Regions from separate parts of the Homo sapiens genome. Here regions 2 and 3 are each linked to region 1. A link is an interaction called in ENCODE POLR2A ChIA-PET data of the cell type or tissue named here. Cell type or tissue: CD4-positive, alpha-beta T cell. All regions are shown on one strand. Links, peaks and the distances in the headings refer to the core of each region. The heading gives the core; the rest is flanking DNA.

Region 1 (8,439 bases), core at 1,742-6,741:
ACTGTTTCTCCCTAAAGAATTTTTTTGATAAAATTGATACTTCAGTGGCTTTGAGTGTCTTTTGGCATATTGCCAAATGAAGGTGTTGAGGAAATGCCACTCCAAAATATGACACCTTGATATATTGATTACTTTAAGTTGGAAACACTTGCAAAGTAGCAAATGCAAAGAAACACTTTCTCTGAACTCCTGTTACCTACCTAAGGACAGATCCTCCAAAAGAAGCTCAGTTTGCTCCTAGGGAGTTTGATCAACCAGGGAAGATTGTCTCTTATCACTGGAGAGGAGAGTAAAAGTCAGCACCACACCCAGACAAACTGACACAAAGTATCATCTATTATTATTCTAAGGGCCCATTTATCTTTCTCCAGAATTGTTCTTCTAAATTGCCTGTATACCTCTACCCCCATGCTATATAAAGGGTATATAAACTCCTAAATATCACTTTTTTTTTTTTTGTATACACGTTTCTTTCCTGTGATACCCCCATGCACATAATGAATCTGTATACCTTTTCTCCGTTTAGTTTATTTCATAGACTGGTTTGAAATATCACGGATTTTGTTTGTTTTTGGTATACACTTTTTAAAAATACCACTTTTTTTTTTTTGGTATACACTTTTCTTTCCTGTGATACTCCCATACACATAATAAATTTGTATACATTTTCTCCATTTAGTTTATTTCATAGACTGTTATCGAATCCTGATGGTAGAGGGAAAGTCTTCCTTGCCTTACACAAGTATTTCCCAGAATATATTTACACCATTCCTTGATATGTGTTGCCCTGTTTTTTTTTCTTTAATTACACAAAATTTAGTGATTTCACTTTAGATAAATTCAAAAGTACTCATTTCTTTAATTGATTTTCTTCTTTATCACAGCTCTGACAAGTTGCTTCAGGAAGATAAGGCTGGCTGTTAGACTACTTGAGAATCTTTTAAAAAGAAAAAAGTCAATAACATTTAGTGCAGTAGATCTCTGAAATGCATCTATTTTGTGCTTATTCTGTGTCAGGCACTGTGCTTATCATTAGGGGTACCATGACTAAAAAGAGTATTTGGCCTAAAGTCTTTAAAAACTGTTTTCTTTTTCCTTTCTTTCTTTTTTTTTTTTTTTTTTTTTTTCGTTGAGATAGGGTCTGTCTCTGTTGCCCAGGCTGGAGTGCAATGGCACCATGATGACTCACTGCAGCCTCGACCTCCCAAGCCCGAGTGATCTTCCTGCCTCAGCCTCCCAAGTAGCTAGGACCTCAGTCATGCACCACCACCGCACCTGGCTAATTTTTTAATTTTTGTAGAGATGAGGTCTCCCTATATTGCCCAGGCTGGTCTTGAACTCGGGCTCAAGCTATCCTCCTGCCCCAGCCTTCCAAAGGGCTGGGATTGCAGGTGTGAGCTACCATACCTGGCTAAAAAACTCATATATAAAAAGATTACCATAACACATTGGTAAGTTAAAGAATCTAGGCTGGGCGCGGTGGCTCATGCCTGTAATCCCAGCACTTTGAGAGGCCGAGGCAGGTGGATCATGAGGTCAGGAGTTCAAGACCAACCTGGCCAAGATGGTGAAACCCCATCTCTACTAAAAATACAAAAATTAGCCAGGTTTGGTGGTGGGCGCTTGTAATCCCAGCTACTCAGGAGGCTGAGGCAGATAATTGCTTGAACCTGGGAAGCGGAGGTTGCAGTGAGCTGAGATCGTGCCACTGCATTGCACTCCAGCCTAGGCGACAGAGCGAGACTCCGTCTCAAAAAGAAAAAAAAAGTATCTAGTAAACAATTACATTTCCCTCATTGCTGGCTTAGAAATTACATGCTTTATTTCTATTCTGTTAATATCCATAAATTAGTCATTATTTTATGCAGCCAATATTTGTTTAATTGTAACTGTATGTTTGCCGTAAAGTTCATTCTTACATTGAAAGACTGTATAGTATATTGATTCAGAGAATGAACTCTGGGTTCAGACTCTCTGGATCCAAAATCAAGTTACTTAGGTTCTCTATGACTAAAATAGACAGTGATAGTATCCCTTCTTCAAAGAACATTTTAACTTTTTTTCTTTAAAGATATTTTTCCGAGCATATATTCTTAATTAACAGTTGTTTTTGTCCTGCCACTATGAATGAATTATTTGTGTCCTCTGGCTTCTGTTCATGCAATTGAGAAGTCAGTGTCCATCTGATTGTCCTTCCTTTGTGTGTAATCTGTCTTTTGTCTAGTTGATCTTTTTTAATAAAGGTAAAATTTATATAGTGTAATGTACAAATAGTAAGTGTGCAGTTCATTGAGTTTTGATGAACATACACTAATCCACCCCATCAAGATACAAGAACATTCTATTAGCATAGAAGGTTACATCTATTTCCAGGCATTTCCTCTCCCATTCCACAATAGGAAACCAGATTTCTATCAACATAGATTAGTTTTCCTTGCTCTTGAACTTGATACAAATGGAATCATGCAAATGGACTCTTTTGTGTGTGGCTTTCTTCACTGAGCATAATGTCAATGAAATTCATCCATGTTGTTGTGTTTATGAGTACTTCGTAGACTTTTATCCCTGAGTACTACTATTCCTTTGTATGAAGAGACCATAGACATTTGAGTTCTTTGAGACTACAATAAATAAAGCTGCTATAAATATTCATGTATAAGTCTTTGTGTGGATATATGTTTTTATATATATATATATATATATTTTTTTTTTGGTAAAGCCTAGGAGTGGAATGGCTAGATATTATAATAGGGTAGGTGTATGTTTACCATTTCATTTTACATTCCCACCAGCAATGTGTGAGAGTCCCAGTTGCTCCACATCATCACCAGCATTTGGTGTTGTCAATTTTTTTAACTTTAACCATTCTAATGGTAGGTAATGATATCTTTTGATTTTACTTTTGAGTTTCGTGTGTGTGTGTATGAGAGATGGAGTCTCACTCTGTCACCCAGGCTGGAGTGCAGTGGTGCAATCTCGGCTCACTGCAGCTTCCACCTCCCAGATTCAAGCAACTCTCCTGCCTCAGCCTCCCGGGTAGCTGGGACTACAGGCGTGCCACCTCCATGCCTGGCTAATTTTTATATTTTTAGTAGAGACAGGGTTTCACCATGTTGCCCAAGCTGGTAAACTTCTGAGCTCAAGTGATCCGCCTACCTCAGTCTCCCAAAGTACTTGGTAATTTACAGGTGTAAGCCACCGCACCTGGCCTATTCACTGATTTTTAATTTCAATTATACTTCTTATTTCTACATATTCTGTGTTTTTAAAAATCAATTTCTTAGTCTGGTCATATTTTGATACTCTAATTTCTTTAAATTTTTTATATTTTTCGTTATTGCTTATAATATCTGCAGTTTTGTAAGTGTAACTCAGTTGTTTCTGCTTCCTGTGGTGGCTCATTTCCTGTTTTTAAATTAGTTTTTGATTGTGAGCTTGTTGGGACTTTATCTGTGTGAATTATTTCTGATCTAGGTTTAAGGTGTGTTTTTCTAGAGAATATGCATTTGCTTCTTCCAGGAATCCAGGGATGCAATCTACCCAGGACCACTTACATTAAATTCTCACTTGGCCTCACAAAAGTAACTGAATTCTAACCCCAAACTTGAGTGGATGCCAGATTGTGGTTAGGAAGACCCCACTCCACCACTACCAATACCTACCCAGAGCCAAAGCTAGGAAGGACAAGAGTACTCACTTCTGTGGGATGAGTTGAGTTTTTGTTTTTCTTTCTTTCCCTAGTTTATCTTTCACTGAGGATGTTGCCTTTGGGAGTTCTAGCTTTTTGGTCTTGATCTGAGTTCGACTTTGAGCAGATCATAGACTTTGTCTTATGTTTACAAGTACGTTTCCACTTAAAATAAGGCCGTAGTGAAGATGTAGAACAACTAGAAGTCCCATACATTGCTGGTGGGAGTGTACAGTGGTTTTACAAAACTTTTGGCAGTATCTAGTAAAGCCAAACATAGGCCTACCCTGTGTCAAAAGACAAAATTACAACAAATTTAGCTTAAAAATCTAACTCACTTTTATTAGTGGTTCATGAATCAGGCAGTGTGTCATCAAAAGATTTAGAAAAGGCATTTCAGTGTGCTGAGCAGAGGAAGTTGAATTTATAGGCAAAATCTAGCTAAATAAAGCAGAAATGAAACAAAAAGTGGATTGGTCATTTCAAAGTTAGTTTCTTTATAGTATTAAAACACAGGGGACTTCCTTATGCTGGCTCAGGATAACTGGCCTCCTTCTGATTGATTGCTATGAATCTTTTGATTTTTTTTTTTTTTTTGAGATGGAGTTTCACTGATGTTGCCTAGGCTGGAGTGCAATGCCACGATCTCAGCTCACTGCAACCTCCGCTTCCAGGTTCAAGCGATTCTCCTGCCTCAGCCTCCCAAGTAGCTGGGATTACAGGCTCCCGCCACCATGCCTGGCTAATTTTTGTATTTTTAGTAGAGATGGAGTTTCACCATGTTGGCCAGGCTGGTCTCAAATTCCTAACCTCAGGTGATCCACCCGCCTCAGCCTCCCAAAGTGCTGGGATTACAGGTGTGAGCCACCGCGCCCGGCTTTTTGATTTTTTTAAACTGTCATTACTCGGGGTTTATAGTCTACTACTATATTGCTGAGAACAGTTTTCAAGATTAAAAATAAAAATGTTTTCTGTTTCTCTTAGTTAAAAAAAAAAACCTGTCTCTCATTGTAGGATTATTATTCTCTCTTTTCATTATAGATGTATACTATTTCTACCTTCTGTGTTAAAAATACTTTTCTGGGCCGGGGGCAGTAGCTCACTCCCGAAATCCCAGCACTTTGGGAGGCCGAGGCGGGCAGATCACGAGGTCAGGAGATCAAGACCATCTTGGCTAACACGGTGAAACCCCGTCTCTACTAAAAGCACACAAAAAAATTATGGCGTGGTGGTGGGTGCCTGTAGTCCCAGCTACTCGGGAGGCTGAGGCAGGAGAATGGTGTGAACCCGGGAGACGGAGCTTGCATTGAGCCGAGATCGCGCCACTGCACTCCAACCTGGATGACAGTGTAAGACTCGGTCTCAAAAAATAAAAAAATAAAAAAAATACTTTTCTGACTTAGAGAATCTGGGTGAAGGGTAAATGGAATTCCTTGTACTATTTTTGCAACTTTTCTATAATCCTAAAATTGTTTCAAAATAAAAGGTTAAAAAAATATTTTCCAGACTACTTCAGAAACCTAATTACTAATAATAATTCTGAGTTTTAAGCAACCAACTTAGAAACTTTTGGAATGCAGTCAACCCACTGACAAATGAGGACTATCTGTACTATAGTATTTTTTTAGACGGGGTCTCAGTCTGTCACCCTAGCTGGAGTGGTGGGGTGATCTCAGCTCATTGCAACCTCTGCCTCCCAGGCTCAAGCGATCTTCCCACCTCAGCCTCCTGTGTAGATGGGATTACAGGCAGGCTCCACCATGCCCAACGAATTTTTTTGTATTTTTAGTAGAGAAGGGGTTTCACCCTGTTTCCCAGGCTGGTCTCAAACTCCTGAGCTCAAGCAATCTGCCTGCCTCGGCATCCCAAAGTGCTGGGATTACAGACATGAGCCACAGAGCCTGGCCTTTTAGTCTATTTCGATTCTTCATTTCAATTCACTATACTTTTTTTCTAAGTTTTAAAATATTTTTTATCTTTTACCATTGACATTTTGTGTTGTTTTACAGCTTCTTTATATTGGTCTGCATTCCAAAGACAAAATGAAGTCTCTTATGTTTTGTGATATGTGTTAAAATAATTGAACTAGACAAGAATGTTAGGCCCAAGTGAGATGAAGGAAAGGCTCTTTGATAAGCATTTGGCATTTTAGATCAGAGATGGCAAGTACGTATGACATAGCATTCTTCTTTTATCCATTTCAGATATTATTTGTTGATCAGACACTCTTCTTCCTGTCTTGGACCACACAGTGTTTTAGGTATCTGCTGTCAGTTGATTAGAGTTGGCATGAGAAACAAAAAAAATCTATTGGCATCTCTGACTTAGAAGATCAGTTTTGGGAGAATCTTCTGGAATATCTATTCTATTCTTAAGTTTAATGAGTAATTTCATCCATTTTATGAAGTAACATAACAATTCTGGAAGCCTAGTTATTTAAAGAATGCTTTAAGCTTTGTTTCTTGTCACTTCAATTTTCAGATGTTTGTGAAACCAAGTCTGCTATTTTAATAAAATGTTCTTAAAGTATAATGTAACTTTAAAAAATCTACATACTTGTGTGTCACATCTTTAGCCTTTAATTGGGTGACTTTTTAAATGTTATCTACTTTTATTCTTATGTTTTCCTTCCCAGGAGTGGACCTACCCTATGAGACGAGAGATGCAGGTATGGCAACCTTTTCTTTGTTCAAACCAACCCATGTTATTATCATAATAAGAACCTTAGTTTATAGGATTTGAGACCTGCTGATTTCATGATCTGTAGGTTCATCATTATGTATTTTAAATAATTATTTTAAATATTTAAGGTTAATCTTGGATCTTAAAACGATGGGAAATTAGAAAGAGGAACGTAGTAATAGGTGTATGTGCTTAATGAGTCACTTTCTCTTGGTTTTTTTTTTGTTTTTTTTTTTTTTGAAACAGAGTTTCGCTCTTGTTGCCCAGGCTAGAGTGCAATGGCACGATCTCGGCTCACCGCAACGTCCACCTCCCGGGTTCAAGTGATTCTCCTGCCTCAGCCTCCCGAGTAGCTGGGATTACAGGCATGCGCCACCACACCCAGCTAATTTTGTATTTTTAGTAGAGACAGGGTTTCTCCTTGTTCAGGCTGGTCTCACACTCCTGACCTCAGGTGATCCAGTGACCTCAGGTGATCCACCCACCTTGGCCTCCCAAAGTGCTGGGATTACAGGCATGAGCCACCGTGCCTGGCCAATGAGTCACTTTCTTTTTCCTCACGTGAAAAATTGGATACTTTCTTTGTATTCCTTTTGAAAGCAGTTTGCTTTCTCTGTTTGTCTAGATAAGTTAGGGAGAGTTGTCTGTACAGCAAATAAGCATTGTTCATTTTGTGTCCGATTTTTAATCAACTTCCACAATTAAGTCTTCTAGAAGATCAAATTGAATACTTTCAGTTTGGAATGAATTAAACGATAGCTAACCCTCATAGCAGTTCATTTTCTTTTGCATTTCATACCATTTACCGTCAAGTCTGTTTGCCCCAGGATTAAGCAGTATCTTGTTCCTGGGAATCCCATGACTTCTAAAAATCTGTTACTTTTCTCTCTTAATGAAAGTTCACTTTGAAAAAATAGGTGAGTACCTATGAGGCATTTTACTTGGTGTTAGGAGGAATGCAAAGATGACTAAATGTAATTTCTGCCCACAAAAGCCTGGTGGAAGAAATCAGTTTTATATACAAATAATTATGACTTATAGAACTGAACTATAAAGTTACTGTTAGTATCTAGGGTATGATATATCCAGACTGAAAGCTTTCTGTATTGAATTTACATAAAATAAATTTGAATTCAACATCTGGAAGGTACATACTTGTTGAAATTTTGTCAACTGGCAAATATTTGAATTTGGAATTTTTATGTTACAGTAATAATTTGCTTCTATTAACTATAGATAATAGTTTTAGGTCAGGCACAGGAGTTCATGTCTGTAATTCCAGCCGTTTGGGAGGCTGAGGCAGAAGGATCACTAGAGCCCAGGAGTTCCTTATCAGCCTGGGCAACATAGTGAGACTTCGTCTCTATTTTTTAAAGAAAAAAAAAAAGATTAAAAAAATAGATAATAGTTCCAATCTTGTTGTATCTTGTGCTGCTTTTGATTTGGCCAAATAAGGTTTGTCTTATTTATATAGCCTTATAGATTTAAATTGCTGATGGTAAATACCTCAAATTTTTTTTTTTCTAGGAAATTTTACCTGGATTGTTCTTAGGCCCATATTCATCTGCTATGAAAAGCAAGGTATGAACTTTGTTAGATTCATCAAGAGAGACTTTTATTAACCAACTTTTCTTGGGTAAGTTTTTTAGTAATAAAGAGTTTTATTTTAGGGAGCATCCACAAATACTGTCTGTTAACAGTAATTGTCACTCTGGAGTACCTTCCTCTTTCCCTATTTTACTAGACCAGTAGTTCTCAAGTGTTTCACCACAAATCAGAGTTTTTGTTTTTTCCTCATGAAATTTGTATGTTTGAAAGATTTACCAAATAACTGACCTTTAATAACTTATTTACTCTCTAAAACACTAGACATCTGTAATTGCTAATCATAGCTTCAGAACAATATGAGATGTAGTTAAAGCCCAAAATAAGGAATTTCAATGTTTAGTTAAACCTTCCTTATCAAGGGTAAGACTGTGTGTGTTAATTGAAAGTCATTCACCTTAGTTCTGTTTTGCCAGCCAGACTTTAGAGAGCTAGTTGGTATCCCCGCTCTGAAATTTGAAACT
Region 2 (5,000 bases), core at 1-5,000, 890 kb before region 1:
AGGAGGCTGAGGTGGGAGGATTGACTGAACCCAGGAGGTCAAGGCTGCAGTGAGCTGAGATCATACCACTGCACTCCAACCTGGGTGACAGTGAGACCTGTCTCAATAAATAAATAAATATCCATGGATCTTTAAACTATAATTAGATCTTAGAGGCAATCTTGCCCAGCATTTCTCAAAGTATGCTCTGAAGAACTACGAGAGATTCTGTGAAGGCAGTACTCAGTGGCCAAATACGTTTGGGAAATGCCATTCTTATTCTGTAGAACTCCCTCTCAGAGAGTCATCCCAGATGTCAGAATATCAAAAGCCCCGAGAAGTCCCATGGTAAATAAACCTGGTCAATGTTCTTGAACCTAAGATTTTGCAAAATGATTTGAGCTCTGAATTCCCCATCTGCACTTTTTACCCTGCGTGCCACCTATTGATCCAGTTTGGGACGTGCTGGCCTGAGTGATGAGTCAGTGGTATATGCTGGAAATAATATTAAGAAATGGTAGTTACAGGGCTGGATCCATCCTCTTTGTGCTCTGTAGTCCCCCGGGCACAGAGTTTTGTCTCGACATCACTGCTCCAGCATCTATAAAACATGGGACACTCCAGTTCATTGCAGCTTCCACCTTTGACAAGATAGGTATTACAAAATGACCTTGTGATTCAGCTGCCAAAAATTAACAGTAAAGCACCAGTAACTCTGTGAATCCTACTAGATTCAGTTTTTAAAATGTATAAACCATTTGTCAAAAGGCAGAAAGGTGGATATTGGAAAAGGAAAAACAGATTAATTTTAAACTACTTGACTCAGATATAATCATGAAAAATCAAGGAGGTGAGTTATCAACCATTTTAGTTTTTGTATATATTTGGAGTAATATAGAATATTTTTTACATACAATTTTTTTCACACACAAGTTCTCATCATACATATTACTAAAGATGGATAATACCTAGGTTATGAAAACCATATAAACCTGGATTAATCAATTTTTCTTATGTGGTTTTATCAGGCTGTTACAAATCAATTTTAAAAAGACAGGAAAGCAGCTAAATTTGTTGTTAATTCTCTGAAGTTGTTGGATAGAAGTAAAAATTCAACCTCAACCCCATATTAAATTCAAGCATTTGGAATCTTAATTCTAAAATTTAGAACTATAAAAAGAAGAACATTCTAAAAAAATGTGTGTGCGACCTGTTTTTTGCTTTGTTTTCTACCTAACTTAATTCTGCCACCCAGCTGAATATTTCAGGTTTCCTTGGTGGAACGCAGGCTGAGTGCTGAAGGGCTCTAGTCACCTGAGAATGGCATCTGCCTGCCCGTCACCATGCCAACACCCCTGGCTACAAAAAAGGGATTTCCCCTTTTTCCAGTCTTCCCTCCCATGTGGGACAGGTGCATGCACCCCTACTCCAGGAAGGGCACCATTCCTAATTACAATTGCTTCCTTCCCTCCACTTTTGTGTGAGAGAAGAAAGCTTGAGATGCAATCCTTTGTCTTTTCAAACATGATTCTTTTGGTTTTGTTTTGTTTTCTCGCTATTCTTACTGACGTCTTTGTGTGGTGCAGCGGCTGGGATCCCACTGCATCTACATGGCAACCAGGAAATCAGTCATTCAGAGTTTCCATGGTAACCAGAGGGGGGGAGGGGTGGAAAAATCCATTTTATCACGGTATGCTGTGTCCCTTCCTGGAAGCCTACAGAATTTTTAGACAGAGGTCATTATGAAATCAACAACAACAACAAACGCCCGTTGGCATCAAGACAGGCCTGTGAACTGGCATCCCCAGGCAGGCTGCAGACTGGGAGGGTGGGAGTGAGCATGCAGCTGACCCCACCATGAGGCACAGGGCGTCGCCTTCTCCCCTCAGCACAGAGGAGAGGTGACGAATGCCACTTGGTCTCTGCAGCGTCTGTAGAGGGAAGTCTGTAAGCGGGAGTGTCAACCCCAATTGGCAGATTCTCTGACACTTCAAGTCTGCAAAGGAAAAGCAGGTAACCGACGTTGTGTAAGAAGTGAGCCTCTTGGTTTGGGTGGGGGCACAGCTCTACTTTTATGGTAAGAGTAGCCCTGACTACGGAAGTGGGCTGAAGGGTGCTGTCCCAAGAAAAGCGGAAGTATCTGTTGAGTCTTGTTTCCTGTCACATCCTGGAGCTGAAGGTAGTCACATTTCAAATTTAAAAAAAAGAAAGTCATGTGAAGTTAACCAGTGAGATTATCTTTTACAGGCAGGATAATTAGAATCCTCAGTGGTGTAGAATCTTCCACCTACAGGCGGGTTGAGTTTTATCACAGACGAGAGGGGCCATGGACCCTCAGAAGGCCTTAGCTCCTGGATTTATTTAGTCTGACCTTTGGAGAGTCAAATTACCAAGAGGTGATCGCACTTCCAACTAAAATTGAGAATGTGCTCCTTGATTTTAAAAAGTCTTCTAATGGCGATATTCTAATAGGCCAGGACATAGGGATGTTACTCTATGAATACAGGTCCTTTTTCTTTTTTTTTTTTTTTTTTTTTTTTTTTGTAAAATGAAAAATTACCTCTCATCTTCCTTTTTAACAGTGGAAGATTAGGCTTTTCCTTTTTCCTCTTTGGAAATTGAGATGAACAAATTCTTGATTTCCTTCCCTCTTCACTCCACACTGCCCCCTCCACTCTCTTGAGTCCATCCTAGTAAATAGCTCCACCAGTCACCATTCACTTTGGAGTCTTCCTCACCCTTACTCTCCTTCCCTCACATCCAAGTCAGCAGCAAATTCTTATAGCCCTAGTTTCAAAATAGAGCCTGAATCCAATCTCTCCCCCTTGCCTTTACTATTTGTCATCCTAAGCCAAGCCAACATCATCTTTCTAAATTCCAAAAGGCCCTCCTCATTGTTCTAGTTTCTATTTTGGCTAGCGTCATTCTGGTCTCACAATGCAAGTCAGATCATGTCATGCCCTTGTTCAGACCATTTCCCACCCCGTGGCTGTACATCACACTCAGAATACAACCGTGACCAACAAAACTCTATGAAGTATAGCCCCCGACTACTGCCCCATCCTTATACCCTATGTGTGCATTCTGCTCTATCCATGCTGACCCCTCCTTGATGCTTCTGAACACACCCAACTTCTGCAGTCTCAGGGGAGAGTACTGTGCACTTGTTGAAATATTCTTCCCTAGATGTTAGGAGGCCTCCTCTCACTTCCTTCAGGTCTCTGTCTAAATGTCTTCTCCTGCAGGAGGATGTTTGTATCAGCCTGGGTATATTAGGAAATAGAAGGCACACCATTTTTAGGAGAATGAAGGGAGTATTTACAGAGGTATGTGTGGGGATCAGGAAACCAACAGCAAGATCTGATGCCACACCTAGGCTCGAATGGGCTAGTGTTGGAGGAATGCAGAGATTTGCAGTCCTGGACACCTGTGGGGCTGCCCAGAAGAAGTTGTGGTTCTTGAGGAAGGAAACCAGGACCAGAGAAGAATGCTGAGGAATAGACACACTGACCTCACTTTCTACCCGCTGGTCTAACACAGATGGAAATCAGAGATCGAGGGAGTTGGAGTAATGAAGTACTGGGTACTATACAAGTTATCTACTGGTATATAACAAATGATCCCCAAAACAGCGGTTTCATACAATATATACTTTTTTTCTCTTATAGTTTCTGTGGGTCAGGAATTTGGGAGCAGCTTATCTTAACATTTCTGGCCCTCAGTCTAACTTGAGGTTACAGTCAAAATGTCAGTTGTTTGAAGGCTTGTCTGGGGTGGAGGATCCATTTCCAAGGTGGCTCGCTTACATGGCTGGCAAGTTGGTGCTGGTTGTTGACAGGAGACCTAAGATCCTCCCCACATCGACCTCTCCACAGGGCAACTTGAGTGACCTCACAACATGGCACCTGGTTTCCCCCAGAGCAAATGCTCAAGGAGGCCAAGGTGGAAGCTACAGGGCCTGTTATGACCTAGCCTTGAAAAATCACACATTGTCACTTCAGCCACATTCTATTAGTCACACAGATCAGTTCTGACTCAGTGTGGGAAGAGACTATACCAGAGTATGAACAGTAGAAGCCAAGAAATAATTGAGGGCCATCTTGGAGAGCAAAGCAAAGTGGAGAATGAATTGAAAAGGGTGAGGGAGGAGATGGCGATCAGAGAATAACCAGCACCCTTCCTTGATCATTCAATTTAAAATACTGGGTACATTCCTGCTGCTCTGTTCCCCTTCACTGCTTTATTTTTCTTCTCAAAATTTAATGCTACCTGACATATTTATTTGTTAATGATTTTATTTTTGCATTCCCTCACTATCATGTAAAATCCATGCGATCAGAAACACTGTTTTGTTTCCTTCTGGCACCTAGTAAACTTCCAATAAATATTTGTATATTCAAATGTATAAATTATACCTAATTTTAGATACAAAGCAAATGCTTTTTTTTTTTTTTTTTTTGAGACAAGGTTTCACTCTGTTGCCCATGATGGAGTGCAGTGTCATGATTGTTGCAGCTCATTGCAGCCTCTATCTTTTGGGCTCAGGTGATCCTCCCACTTTAGCCTCCCAAGTAGTTGGGACTATAGGCGGGTACCACCATGCCTGCCTAATAAAAAATAAATGCTTTTAAATGGCCAATTCCAGTAATATCCCCATCCTTTTTAAACCAAAAAGTTGTTCCTCCCAACCCAACTCCATCCCTAAAAAGACTAATACTAATCACGGAATTAAAACTTTGTTTCTGGGAGTTTTGAAAGCAGCATAGTTGCCTCTTGGTCCTTTCTCTTTCTTCAGCTTCTGTTGTTTTCATTTGGCTGTTCCTTGGAGATTTTATTTTTGTTTTTTGCACTCCCACCCTTAATTTTAGAAGCAAGTTTTCATATTTCTTCCTCTTAAAGTAAGTTGCCTCTTATGTGGCTGTTAAAATTGCCTGTTTATGTGGCTCCCATTTGAGTTCTCTTTGCGGCAATCTTATTTAAAAAACAGCTCTCATGAAAAAAATAAACCCCTCCCTCCTAAT
Region 3 (5,000 bases), core at 1-5,000, 370 kb after region 1:
ATCACTTGAGGCCAGGAGTTCAAGACCAGCCTAGCCAACACAGCAAAACCCCAGCTCTACTAAAAATATAAAAATTAGCTGGGCATGGTGGTGCATGCCTATAATCCCAGCTACAGGAGGCTGAGGCATGAGAATTACTTGAACCTGGGAGGCGGAGGTTGCAGTGAGCCAAGATCATGCCCCTGCACTCCAGCCTGGGTGACAGAGTGAGACCAAAAAAAAATATATTGTTCTTAAGGAATCTGATGTCAGCCTGATTTTATTAATAATATAATCTTTTTTCCCCTCTCAAGAGGCCCAGGAAAAAAGTCTTTAAAATCTAATAGTTTTACTAGGCTATGACTCAGAGCTGTTCTGTATTAATCTGTCCATGATGGGGCCTTTTAATATGTAAAATTTGAAATTTCCTATTATTTCTGAAAAGTGTTGAGTTATGGTTTAATTAGTTCTGTTCTAGTGATTTGCTTTTCTTCTTTAGGGACTCCAATTTTAAGTATGTTAGGTCTTCTTTTGCCTGTATTGAATTTAAACTACTTTTTACATTCTCTTGGTTGTTTTCCTTCCTTTTATCAATGGCTCTTATTAGATTTTTATTTGAATCTATTCTCCACGGGCACCTTGTAATTAATATACAGTAGTCCCCCCTTATCTGTGGGGGATACATTCCAAGACCCCCACTGGATGCCTGAAGCCTTAAATAGTATTGAACCTTATAATGTTTTTGCAATATATACATATTTATGATAAAGCTTACTTTATAAATTAGGCACAATAAGAGATTAACAACAACTAATAATAAAATCCAACAATTATAACAATGTGCTAGCATCACCACTCTTGCGCTTTGGAGCCATTATTAAATAAAATAAAGGTAACTTGAACACAAGCACTTCAAAACCACCACAGTTGATCTGATAACCAAGACAGCTACTAAATGACTAATGGACCAGTGGCATAAACAGCTGCATATCCTAGACAAAGGAATAACTCCCATCCTGGGCAGGATGGAGCAGGATGGCTGGAGACTTCATCACACCAATCAGAAAAGCATCCAATTTAAAACTTGTAATTGTGGCTGGATACAGTGGCTAATGCCTGTAATCCCAGTACTTTGGGAGGCCGAGGCAGGAGGATCACCTGAGGTCAGGAGATTGAGACCAGACTGGCCAACATGGTGAAACCTCATCTTTACTAAAAATACAAAAATTAGCCAGGCATGGTGGTACACACCTATAGTCCCAGCTACTTGGGAGGCTGAGGCAGGAGAATCACTTGAACCCGGGAGGCGGAGGTTGCAGTGAGCTGAGATCGTGCTGAGAGACAGGACTAGCTGGATTTTCTAGGCTGACTAAGAATCCCTGAGCCTAGCTGGGAAGGTGACTGCATCCACCTTTAAACACGGGGCTTGCAACTTAGCTCACACCCGACCAATCAGGTAGTAAAGAGAGCTCACTAAAAAGCTAATTAGGCAAAAACAGGAGGTAAAGAAATAGCCAATCATCTATTGCCTGAGAGCACAGCGGGAGGGACAATGATCAGGATATAAACTCAGGCATTCAAGCCAGCAACAGCTACCCTCTTTGGGTCCCCTCCCTTTGTATGGGAGCTCTGTTTTCACTCTATTAAATCTTGCAACTGCACTCTTTTCTGGTCCGTGTTTGTTACGGCTCGAGCTGAGCTTTCATTCCCCATCCACCACTGCTGTTTGCCACCATCGCAGACCTGCCGCTGACTTCCATCCCTCCGGATCCGGCAGGGTGTCTGCTGTGCTCCTGATCCAGCGAGGCGCCCACTGCTCTTCCCGACTGGGCTAAAGGCTTGCCATTGTTCCTGCACAGCTAAGTGCCCGGGTTCATCCTAATTGAGCTGAACACTAGTCACTGGGTTCCAAGGTTCTCTTCCGTGACCCACGGCTTCTAATACAGCTATAACACTCACTGCATGGCCCAAGATTCCACTCCTTGGAATCCGTGAGGCCAAGAACCCCAGGTCAGAGAACGTGAGACTTGCCACAAGCTTGGAAGCAGCCCGCTGCCATCTTGGGAGCTCTGGGAGCAAGGACCCCTGGTAACAGTGCCATTGCACTCCAGCCTGGGTGACAGAGCAAGACTCTGTCTCAAAAAAACCAAAACCAAAAAACAAAAACAATTTAAAATTGCTTATTTCTGGAATTTTCCATTTAATATTTTTGGACTCTAGTTGACTGTGGCTAACTGAAACTGCAGAAAGCGAAACCACAGCTATAAAGCTGGATTACTGTAGTCTCCCGAGATGGCTTTGCCTTTCTCTTCAATTTCTTTCCTGTGTTCAATCAAATTTTGTTGCACTTCTTCCTTTTTCACTTCTTTTCATGTCAGAGTTTAGATTTCTGCTTCTAAGTTTGTGGTTTTTGTAGTATGTTCACAGATTTGTTTGAGAATATTTTATTTGGTTGGAGCACTGAGATGCCCTTTCCCTTTGCATTTGCTTTTTTGGGGAGAAGTTTTATCAACTGAAACACTTTCTTTCAAATTTTTATATTCCTCTTAAAGTAGCTTTGTGTAGCATTTGATTCATTTCTATTCTTGAGCATAGGGTTCTTGGGTTCTTAGTTTAAGAGCATTCACTTCTGCAGATTAGTAAAGAGGAGCGCCTATAATGGACGGTGTTACGGTGGAGTTGTTGGGTGGGGGTTGGGTTGCCGTGCCTTGTTTCTCTTTCATTTCTCTAGAAGCCTCAATTTTATCCCCACTTCCTTCCTTTCCTCTTGCTGCCATGCCTCCAAGAGGTGTCGTTCTTTTCTCTGTCTCTTCTAGGAGCAATGCTACTCTGAAGCTGCTGCTTGTGGCCCCTCTCACTTTCATACAGCTTCCTGTAGCTAGTTCTATAAATTACCAAGTCCTAGGCCTGTCTTTGTACCTGGCAACGCTGAGGACTTTTTCTGAGGGTGATGTTGCCTGTGGTTTATTTTAACCTCTGTTCCCTTCTCCTATTTTCTCAGTCTCTTAAGCCTTTCCTTACCCAGCTCTTCCCACTCACAGGTTTGTAGCAGCAACAGGAACCATTGTAATGTGCTATTTCCTTGTATAAAGGTAATTAAAAATTCATGGTATCATCTGTCTTGCGGTAGTGCTGAAAGTGTCAGTTATGTATGGTTTCTGTGTATATATATGTGTGTGTGCATGTGTGTGTGGAGTCCTTTTGTTCTTACAGCTTTTGGGGAGGACATGCGGAGAGATTTAGATTTGGACAGTTGCCATTATCTTCCAGACCCAGAAGCTCATCTCATTTAACAATAATCTTAAAAGGCTATCATTCTCCCAACTTTACAAATGAATAAGCTAAGTCTTAGTGAAACTAAATAATTTGCTTAAAGGCACATAGCTACTAGTAATGTGAGAACCAAGATTCCAACCAAAGTTTGAGTTCAAAGTTCATTCAAGCTCTTTCTACTACATAATACAACCTATACTCTCAAATACAAAATGCATTTTCAGCTCTCATTTAGTTCTCACCTCCCAAGCAGTAGAGGTTCTTTACTGGTGTTCAACCACAAATAGTCATGAAACCCTTAGCTTCCTGGAAAAAAATTGAACAAAACAAAACACACACCCATTTTTCCACCTGCATTCCCTATCACAGTGAATGGAAAGCTGACAGTATTTAGGTGGCTACCCAAGGCAGAAACCTGGGAGTCATCCAAGATGCTGCCTCCTCAAGTACTTCTTACAACTGGACACTAAATGCTGTTTATTCCATCTCCTAAATCACTCTCAAATTCATCCCTTGTTTATCAGGCCTACAGTCATTATTTGAGTTCACACTAATCATTTCTTGTTTTATTTCAGAAGCCTCCTACGTAAACTCAGTATCCCTAGTTTCAACTCTACAACACTCTCACCACCATTACCCAATGCCTACTCACAAGCAAGTGTATATGTAAGTACATGCACATACATTCAGATTCCCTTCATTTACTCTCTCCTCCTTAAAACCCAGAATGTGTTGTGCTGGTTCTTACTTCTGTATCTTGCATATGCTGTTCCTTCTGTCTGGGATGCTTGTGCCTATTTTCTACATTTAGCTAGCTTTTACATTTACTTCTTCAGGAAAGCCTTTCTTCACCTTCTATGATTTCACTGAAATAATTCTGTACATGTCTGTCAGTATTTTTCTTAACTGTATTCTATTTAGTCTTCCTCCTTTCTCTGGAATTCTTAGATACAGGTGTTATGTCTTCATACATCTTGAGAACTCAAAAGATAAGAGTAACTATCATAGCTAGGCGTGGTGGCTCAAACCTGTAATCCCAGCACTTAAGGACGCTGAGGTGGGCGGATCATCTGAGGTCACGAGTTCGAGACTAGCCTGGCCAACATGGTGAAACCCTGTCTCTACTAAAAATATAAAATTAGCTGGGCTTGGTGGTAACACGCCTGTAATCCCAGCTACTCAGGAGGCTGAGGCAGAAGAATCTCTTGAACCCGGGAGGCGGAGGCTGCAGTGAGCTGAGATCACACCATCGCACCTGCACTCCAGCCTAGGTGACACAGCGAGAGTCCGTCTCAAAAAAAGAGAAAATAACTAAGTCATTATCCTAATTACAATTGCTAGGAAGAACGGTCTTTATTGAAATCAAAAGAAGAACATGGGTTCTTCTTGACTGAAAAATAATTCTAAGGTTCATTTTCTACTATGCAAATGCTTGAGTGGATCTCATGTGTGAGTAGGAATACATTCGCAATAAAGATATTTATGTGGCCGGGCGCGGTGGCTCACGCCTAGAATCCCAGCACTTTGGATTGTCTAATCCAGATCAGCCCCTGAACTATTAAATATCTAATGTATTAATGCACTGTTGCCATCAAACCATCCTTTATGTTTTCTTATAGAAAAACATATTCTAAGTTATAATTTAGACCATCAAGCATTTATTTCTCCATTAGGGTAAAGACTATATCCCATAAATCATTTTTTTTTTTTAACAGTAGCTAGGACTGGGTAGCTATTGGTGATAATGA

The links. ChIA-PET counts read pairs that join two places held together with the same protein. Peaks named below come from ENCODE experiments on the same cell type or tissue, not always from the same donor. Only the 100,000 strongest peaks of a DNase experiment are listed, where the experiment ranks them.
Region 2: POLR2A ChIA-PET joins it to region 1 with 6 read pairs; 2 of 35 experiments call an interaction of 5 or more read pairs at or near these places.
Region 3: POLR2A ChIA-PET joins it to region 1 with 7 read pairs; 2 of 35 experiments call an interaction of 5 or more read pairs at or near these places.

The regions. Positions count from the first base shown.
Region 1 is chr14:52,738,529-52,746,967 of GRCh38, forward strand. STYX (serine/threonine/tyrosine interacting protein) reads left to right here. Exons shown (of 11, transcript NM_145251.4): 2 at 6,324-6,356; 3 at 7,898-7,951. Among named protein-coding and RNA genes, the nearest start is that of STYX, 13 kb to the left of the region's middle. In CD4-positive, alpha-beta T cell, for the core only: no CTCF peak of the experiment used is centred there; DNase peaks (open chromatin) are centred at 3,543 and 4,153; H3K4me3 peaks cover 1,716 bases; H3K27ac peaks cover 4,581 bases.
Region 2 is chr14:51,845,387-51,850,386 of GRCh38, forward strand. It overlaps a transcript of GNG2 not described here. Among named protein-coding and RNA genes, the nearest start is that of GNG2, 13 kb to the right of the region's middle. RefSeq lists enhancers at 1,725-1,824, 2,155-2,214, 2,776-2,925. In CD4-positive, alpha-beta T cell, for the core only: a CTCF peak has its summit at 2,296; DNase peaks (open chromatin) are centred at 1,345, 1,595, 1,995, 3,955 and 1 weaker place; H3K4me3 peaks cover 1,265 bases; H3K27ac peaks cover 3,875 bases.
Region 3 is chr14:53,106,436-53,111,435 of GRCh38, forward strand. All of the region lies in intron 1 of DDHD1 (DDHD domain containing 1), which reads right to left. Among named protein-coding and RNA genes, the nearest start is that of DDHD1, 44 kb to the right of the region's middle. RefSeq lists an enhancer at 2,581-2,880. In CD4-positive, alpha-beta T cell, for the core only: no CTCF peak of the experiment used is centred there; a DNase peak (open chromatin) is centred at 2,706; H3K4me3 peaks cover 1,660 bases; H3K27ac peaks cover 2,434 bases.